Regions from separate parts of the Homo sapiens genome. Here region 1 is linked to region 2. Evidence: chromatin contacts called from ENCODE Hi-C or POLR2A ChIA-PET data. All regions are on one chromosome and are shown on one strand. Each heading gives the region's core, a stretch centred on a gene start or an enhancer-like site at or near the end of the contact. The rest is flanking DNA. Distances are from core to core; before and after follow the strand shown.

What was found. A loop is a pair of places that touch in the nucleus more often than their neighbours do. ChIA-PET counts read pairs that join two places held with the same protein, here RNA polymerase II (POLR2A). Pooled maps may share reads with other maps.
Region 1: a loop to region 2 is called in a map of PC-3, with 8 times the contacts of the local background. The contact joins two enhancer-like sites. A Hi-C loop is called at or near these places in 4 of 168 maps with a recorded cell type or tissue (PC-3, colonic mucosa, head of caudate nucleus and 1 more) and 4 of 50 pooled maps. POLR2A ChIA-PET finds 5 or more read pairs at or near these places in 2 of 52 experiments (H1 and activated CD4-positive, alpha-beta T cell).

Annotation. Positions count from the first base shown.
Region 1 is chr17:72,337,711-72,341,581 of GRCh38, forward strand. No RefSeq gene overlaps it. Among named protein-coding and RNA genes, the nearest start is that of LINC02003, 3.2 kb to the right of the region's middle. Within about 2 kb of position 1,826, at least 14 of the 41 ENCODE cell types and tissues checked have a DNase peak (open chromatin) inside an H3K27ac peak, as active enhancers do; they include PC-3, where a contact is called at or near this core.
Region 2 is chr17:72,268,342-72,272,407 of GRCh38, forward strand. No RefSeq gene overlaps it. Among named protein-coding and RNA genes, the nearest start is that of LINC02003, 72 kb to the right of the region's middle. Within about 2 kb of position 2,340, at least 2 of the 41 ENCODE cell types and tissues checked have a DNase peak (open chromatin) inside an H3K27ac peak, as active enhancers do; they include PC-3, where a contact is called at or near this core.

The sequences.
Region 1 (3,871 bases), core at 576-3,075, 69 kb after region 2:
TATGGCTGCCACTAGCTGCACATGGCAACTGAGCATTTGAAGTGTCGCTGGTACAACCGAGCACTGAATTTTTAATTCGAGTTTACTTCATTGAAGTTGAAATAGCCACATATGGCAAGCTCTTGCTTGCTCACTTCCTCGCTCTCTTGCACGCACACACACCCCACATGCTGTAGCTGGGCTACACACTCCTCTCCAACCCCATCCCTCTGAACATGTGTGCCCCTGAACTTACCTACAATCTAGTATTGAAGCAACCTCTTAATAAATCTACCATCCCATGAGAAAGCGAGCAATTAGAAAAGACACAGCCTGTGTTCCACTGTTTTGTTTTGTTTTTCATCTATGTCCCAGCATTCAGTACAGCATCCAGTACATAGTAACTTCTCAATGAATATTTCCCATCCATGAAACAGAAATTGTTCATCAGTCTACAGCCTATATCATGGGTCAGCAAACTACGGCCCACAGGCCAAATCCAGCCCACTGCCCACTTTTGCATGGCCCTCTAACTAAAAAGCGTTCTTTTATTTTAAAATGATTATATAAGTACCTCCCTAATAGCCTTAACTTTGCCTCTTGGCCTACAAAGCCTAGGATTTTTTTGCTTCCTGGCCCTTTAAGAAAAAGTTTGCCAATCTCTGGTCTGGATCCCAAGAACAGCTGCTAATAGGGCTTGGTGTAGCCTGTGGTTAGAGAAAGGGATAAATGAGGTCTGGGGAGGGGTGTGGAGAGAAGGGCCCACACCTGGGACAGTCCTAGCAAAGCTGAGCCCACAGGTACCTGGCTAAGTCTGCAAGAGCTGGTCCTCAGGGACACTGCCAGCCAGGGCAGCACAGACAGGCACACCTCGTGCTTCCTCCTCCCTCTTGAGCCATGGCAAATGGAAGATGGGATTTTCTGGATTGTGTTTTGTGGTTTGACTGCGTAAAGTAGCAGTTTCCATTCAAAACAAAGCCCCTAAGCATATTTTTAACAGCAATGGCAAGGTCTTCCAAAGAGACATGCATAGGGGCTTGGAAGCAATCTGGCAGGCAGGAAGCAGTCTGTCCTTCCCTTTCCTGCTAAAACATGAACCGAGGTTTCTAAGAACCAAAGCAAAGATTGCTCCAGGCCCTGACAACACCACATCAAGGTGAGCAACAAGATCCTGAAAGGTTACCCCATCTCTGTCCTATGCTCCTCAATACCCTCTATACCTGGCCTGTGTCTTCCTAATCTCCACCCCAGAAACAAATCGTCAATCATCTCTCCAAACATCACAAGCATCTGGGAATGTCTCCTGCCCCACTCACTTCCCTGCTGGGTTCACCCTTCCAAACAGAGAGGGGCTGAGCACACCCAATGTGCTAAATATTTCCCTGCTGCAGAATCTATTTTGCTGCTGCGGCTGCTGCTTGGCAGCAAAGAGACAGGAAGCTATTTAGATATATTATCTTCCTTTTCAGGAAGTTGAGAGGAACTTTTCTATTGCAGTTCACACAAACATTCCGTCTAATGGTCATTTAGTCATGCCGGCTCATTAGGTCACCAGTGAGGAATGCCCAGGCTGATTAAACATCATTCCAGCTTCTCTACTCGCTGCCCCGGGTCCCGGGGAGAAAACAGAGCTTCCATGGCCTGGTGGTGACCAAGACAAGGAGCCCATCCTGAAAGCCACAGGGGCTCACTGCCAACCTCACAGCCCCTCCCCAGCTCCCACACGGAGCACTTCTTACTTCTAAGGGGGCGCTGATGGCTTTATAAAGAAATGTGTATGGGACTGAGTAGGAAGGTGGGCCCCATGAATACCTCTGGTCAGATAATGCTGTCCTTTAAGGGAGATCAAAGCGGGCCCTTGGCAGAAGGCCCTGAGAATGCTGTTACCAAAAAATGCAAGACAGACCCATGATGAGGTCACAGAGATGAATTGATAGCTAGAACACAAGCTTGTGCAGAATGTAACAACTAACTATGAGTGAGTGGTGGTTATGCACTAGACATATTCCAAGTATTTTATGTGTATTCACTCATTTAAGGCTTGAACAACTCAACGAGGTAGGAATCATGAGGAAATTGGCCCAGAAAGTCAAATACGGTATTTCTGCTTAAGGTTGCACACACAGTGGATCTAGCCTGTGCTCTGCATTAGGACTTTCTGCAGTGATAGACATGTCCCATGGCTATGCTTTCCAGTGGGGTCACCACTGCTACATGTGGCTATTAAGTCCTTGAAAAGTCACTGGTGTAACTGAGGAAGTGAATTTTAAATTTTATTTAACTATATTTAAATTTACGTGGTGCATGTGGCTAGTTGTTACCATATTAGACCCCCTGGATCTAGGTGGTCTGGCTCCAGAATCCACACCCTTAAACCTTGGACTGTCCTGCCTTTTAAATCAACTAAGAGAATCAACTACTTACTGGGAGAATAATTAAACTCTAAAGGTGGAGTTTAGGTAGAGTTTCATCAATATCTTAAAGGACAAGAACATGTAAGAAATTAGACTAGGAAAGAGAGAGAAAAGCTAGCTTAAATTAAATGGTAGGCATTCAGGGCAGGTGTTTGGGAGGGTATATCTATAAAAGGAAGAAGGTAAAATACCAACATGGCTTGTCAAGAGAAGAAGTGGTTTCCTCTTGTCTAACCAATAAATTATATTGAGCTCCTACTACGTGACCTTACTAAGTCTTGCCCTCTAGAGTCATGTGGCCTGGGTGGGAAGCCAGGTATGATCCCCTAAACAATGCCAGGCTGCATGGGCCAGGGCAGATGGCAGGACTAAAGTCTGTTTATTCTGTTGGTATTCCAGTTAGCCGTTCATCTGTAAAGACAGGAGTGATCAAGGAAGTCTTCATGGAAGAGAAGGCATTTAAGCTGGAATTTGAAAGAAATGGCTTGAATTAGAAAAGTGGGACAGTGGAAAGGATGACTGCAATGACATACTTGGAAGGAAACATGAACTGTTCTTGGTGACTCTTAGAGACTGACATACGGAGAGTAATCAAAAATGACTTTACATGTTTTGGCTTGGATAAAAATAGTAGTTCTTGGGGCAAACACAGGAACTTTAGGGGGTGGTAGGAGATAGTTTCAGAAATTATGACTTTGGTTTTGGGCGTGTGGATTCTGAGGTGACGGATTGTGGAAATCTTGGATTAATATCCACTTTTCAGTTTAGATGGGAGGAGGATGGATTAGAAGGCTGCCCGAGATCACCTCCATTCCTGGCACTCAGAGGAGCTGCGTTTACTCTAAAGCAGAGAAATTAGGCCAAGGCAGAATGAAGAGGAGCCACAGGACTCCAGAGAGGTTCACGTCACCACCCCACAGGGGACAAACGCATACCTTGTTTTCTGAGTTGACAGACATCCGGTTACTTCATCTTGGAAGTTACATTCATCTGCCCTTTGGAACATCCTGCCCAATGACCGATTTTTTAAAATAGCTTCTTTTCCCTGATTATATTTGTAATACCTACTCACTGCAAAACATTTGAGAAAGCTCAAAAACAGAAATAAGGAAATGCAATCACAAAGACACACACACACACCCACACACAGAGACATATATGTATATATAGAGAGAGACATGCACGTACACACAGACCCGCACATGTATGTGTATGTTTGTGTATAGTGTATATAGTTTTCATCCATTTTAGCTGGTATTTAAAAATGCACTTTTAGCTGACAAAATCTGTAAGAATAAACAAGAAGATAACAATAGCCAACATTTATTGAGTTGTTAGTATGTTGTAGACATAGGGAAAAAATATACACCAATCTCTGCACACACATTTTAAAACAATCTGTTCCTAAAATGCATCTATTGGCTCTCTCCTTATTACCCAACATTCTTCAACACTCAGGTACGTGCGGGTACCTGTTT
Region 2 (4,066 bases), core at 1,090-3,589:
GCCTGAAGGGACAAGATCTTAGAGGAAGAATGATGCAGCTCCACAGTAGCTGTGAACTCTGGCGAGATGCAGCCAGCACAAGGTCTTCCTGAAAGATGGGGTTCGGGGAATGAAATATCCTTACCTCACTTTCCTCCCCTCACTGTCATTGGCTGAGCCCCACTGGAAGCCCAGGGGCAACGCAGCCTCTAGATAGTGTCCTGACAGCCCAGCTTCCTGGGACACAGAGCAGGGGAAAATGCGCTTGCTTGGCTAGCCCACTAGAATCCCAGAGCATCTGGGGTCTGGCTGGCTTACGCTCTTGATTTCAACCTAATGATGCTTGCATCTTGCACTGAAGTGCTCTTTTGGAAGGGCTTACCTCGAAATGACCCTCTGGGCAATCGTAACTCCCTCCAGATCATTCAGCAGCTGCCCTAACCCAGGATTCTAATTCTTCTGAAAAAGAGAAATCACTCCACCAGGATCAAACTTTCCCTTCAGATCCCCCTGAATGCCCAGTACTAACCCAGGACCCAGCAATGTGTTTAATTAATCTTCCGAGATCATGAATCTCTTCTGGGCCCAGAGTGTTTTATTTGGAAACTTGATTTAATTACATTTTACTTTGACTTTCTCAGGGACATCCATGAACCATCCATGAAATTCCCCAGAGGATACTGTTTGTTATTATCAGCTCCCTCTACTCTTGGCCTCCACTACTACTGGCAGTCTATAAACTACACTGCACCTGGCTGTAAACCACCACCCACTTTATCCCCAGAAGGAAAAACAGCAATGGATTGCAAAAATCTTGGCGTCATTTGCAAACCCCCTGTAGCGCTTATTCATATTCAAATCATTTCATCCAGAGCTCATCTAATGGGCAAAATAGAGGAGATGAAACAATTCGCATTAGGGTCAACCTCAGAGACCACCAGAACCAGTAATCCCCAGGGAGAGTCACCAACACATCTGACCAGGTAAGACTGCCCAACCTCCAGACGGCCTACTAGCTTCTTCAACAAGTGAACAAGCAGCTCTTCTCCTGGGAGCATCTGGGCTGAGTTTATCAGCAACTGGTGTTTTAATGCACTGGTGAAAAGTGCAATTTGAACATAAGAGAGCCACAATTTGGTCTCAGGAGCAAATTCAAACATAAGCATGCATGCTTTAAATGGATGCTCAAGCTTCAGGATGCCTTGCATGTCAGACCTGGCCTTATAAACATTTCTATAAACCTGAGCTTTATGATCAGTTTCCCCAGTTCTTTTCTTAAACAAACACCAAAGGTACCCCTTAGTACTTCTCCCCTGGCTTTTGACCTTTCGGGACACCAAGTTGTGGCTAGGACCCGAAGCCACAGAGGCAGTACCAGAGTGGTTCCTCCCAGGAACCATGGAGGCTTTCTCGGCCTCAGTTTCCACATTTGTATAATTGAGTCAATAAGATGGTCTATCTCATAAAGAAGCTGTGAGGAGTGAGCAAGAGAATTTACACAACATGGAGTCCAACAGACAGTAACACTCAATAAATAATAAAAACAGGCTGGGTGCAATGGCTCAGGCTTGTAATCCCAGCATTCTGGGAGGCTGAGGTGGGCGGATCACCTGAGGTCAGGAGTTCAAGACCAGCCTGGCTAACATGGTGAAACCCCATCTTTACTAAAATTACAAAAATTAGCCGGGCATGGTGGCATGCGCATGTAATCCCAGGTACTCAGGAGGCTGAGGCAGGAGAATCGCTTGAACCCAGGAGGCGGAGGTTGCAGTGAGTCGAGATTGCGCCATTGCACTCCAGCCTGGGCAACAAGAGCGAAACTCTGTCTCAAAAAAACAAAACAAAACAAAACAAAACAAAAACAAAAAGGAAAACCTGTCCCCCGACCCTGATACCCTCTCTTTTTCCTTCTATCCCTAAAGCTAATTAAAGTAACGTGTTAAACACTAGAGAGGTCTGTTTACAGGCAGTAATGAGAAACCCACAATCATGGAGGTATTTTAAGTGAAATAGGCCATTTCATCTCATTGATGGAGATGCAGGAAAGGGTGGAGCTGTTGGGGAGGGTGGATATGCATAGGCCAGTTTGATCTGGGGGCTTGAATCAGAGGGAAGGCATTAAGAGCCATTTTAGTAGCTATAGGCGGATCAGATGAGATTCAGCTCAACACCTCTTAACTAGGGAGATGCTGACTCAGTTGATGAAAACTGGAAAAACTGAATAGGAAAAAATGAATCCCATCGGGCTGCCTCCTTCTGCACGTTGGCTGCAAGGCTAAATGCATCACAGGCTTCCAATAAATATGAACTAATCATCAAATTTAAGAGCGAGGAAATCATTGTTCTCCCCAGCCTGGCCGTTTGCCCAGCTGCTGCTCAGAGGGTGATGAGTTGCTTTTTATCTGACAGTGGATCTCCCCTTTGCCCAGAGAAACTATTAGGAACCCAACCAGCTGGAAGACTTTCTCAGCAGTGTTTGCTTGGACTGTGTTCCTCCTTTTCCAGTACAATCCTCACACCGCACCCTAGGGAATCTCACCCTTGACATTTTTTTTTTTAAATAAGCAACTTGATTTGCTCCAATTTCCCTAAGGATCAAAGTAGAAAAGAGTTCACTTTTGGCTTCCAGGACCATAGTGCCAGGAATGGAGTTATATTAAAATCGGTTAGAGCCTAGGAAGGACCAGAGGAGAAGGTTTTCCCTCTTCTTTATCCCCTCTCCCCACAAAAGAACAAGTGCCACTAGTTCCTTAAGTGAGGAGCATCCTGGGAGTTCCATGTTGACTCAAACCTGGAGTCAGAAGGTCCTGGGCCACCTACAATGGATTTATTCCCTCTGCATTCAGTATCCCCACAGTCTTCTTCTGGTTAGTTCCTGCTTCCTCTTCCTGTTGAGTTGCTCCCTGAATGTCAAAAACGGGGTTTATTATCAGAGCTGGCAAAGAAGTCGAGTGTCTCAAAAAATAGGGGTCAAAATGCTTTTTAAAGGTAATTATAGAAACTCTTTGTTTCTTAGCTGTCTCTGCGCCATAGATGCTTCCAAAATATGAAAAATAGGCCAGGCGTGGTGGCTCATGCCTATAATCCCAGCACTTTGGGAGGCCGAGGTGGGAAGATCACTTGAGCCCAGGAGTTCAAGAACAGCCTGGGCAAAATAGTGAGACTCCATCTCTATAAAAATAAATAAATAAATAGTCAGGCATAGTGGCGCACTCCTGTCGTCTCAGCTACTCAGGAGGCTGAGGTGGGAAGGATTGCTTGAGCCTGGGAGTTCAAGGCTGCAGTGAGCTCCGATGGTGGCACTGCCCTCAAGATGCTGTCTCCAAAAAAAAAAAAAAGAAAGAAAAATGAAGAATTCCTGACAAAAGCATTTTATTTCTAAAGAAAAAATATGACCTAAGCAATTTTAAAGACCAGGAGAAAGGGTATCCACATATCCCAAATATGCTAAGTAAATCTCAAAAGAAGAGATTGAGGCCAAAGATCTTTTTTGCTTACTCAGATTTTTCCCTAGGCCCAGTTCACTTTTTGTTTGTTCTAAGCTATGGGGACACTCAATTCCAAGCCAACCAAAGGCAGAAAAATCTCAGTAACAGAAACATTTGAAGAAATAGAGCACTTTACAGAGAAATCATCAAGAATTTCCTTTGACAATTTCACCAAATATAATTAAAATTCACCAACTTCAAACTTTTCCTATACACATGGATTTCTGGCACCTGTCTATTGTAAATGTAAGACACACATCTACAGAAGTTGTAACTTTTCTGGCGTTTTATCTTTGGAAAAGAATACCCTGTCTTGATTATACTCAATAAGAGAATTAAGTTTATATTTCAGGCCGGGCGTGGTGGCTCATGCCTCTAATCCTAGCACTTCAGGAGGCCAAGGCAGGCAGATCTCTTGAGCTCAGTTCTAGACCAACCTGGGCAACATGGCAAAACCCCATCTCTACCAAAAATACAAAAAATTAGCAGAGCATGGTGGTGCATGCCTGTGGTCCCAGGAACTCAAGAGGTTGAGGTAGGAGGATCCCTTGAGCCTGGGAAGTTGAAGTTGCAGTGAGCCAAGATCATGCCACTGCACT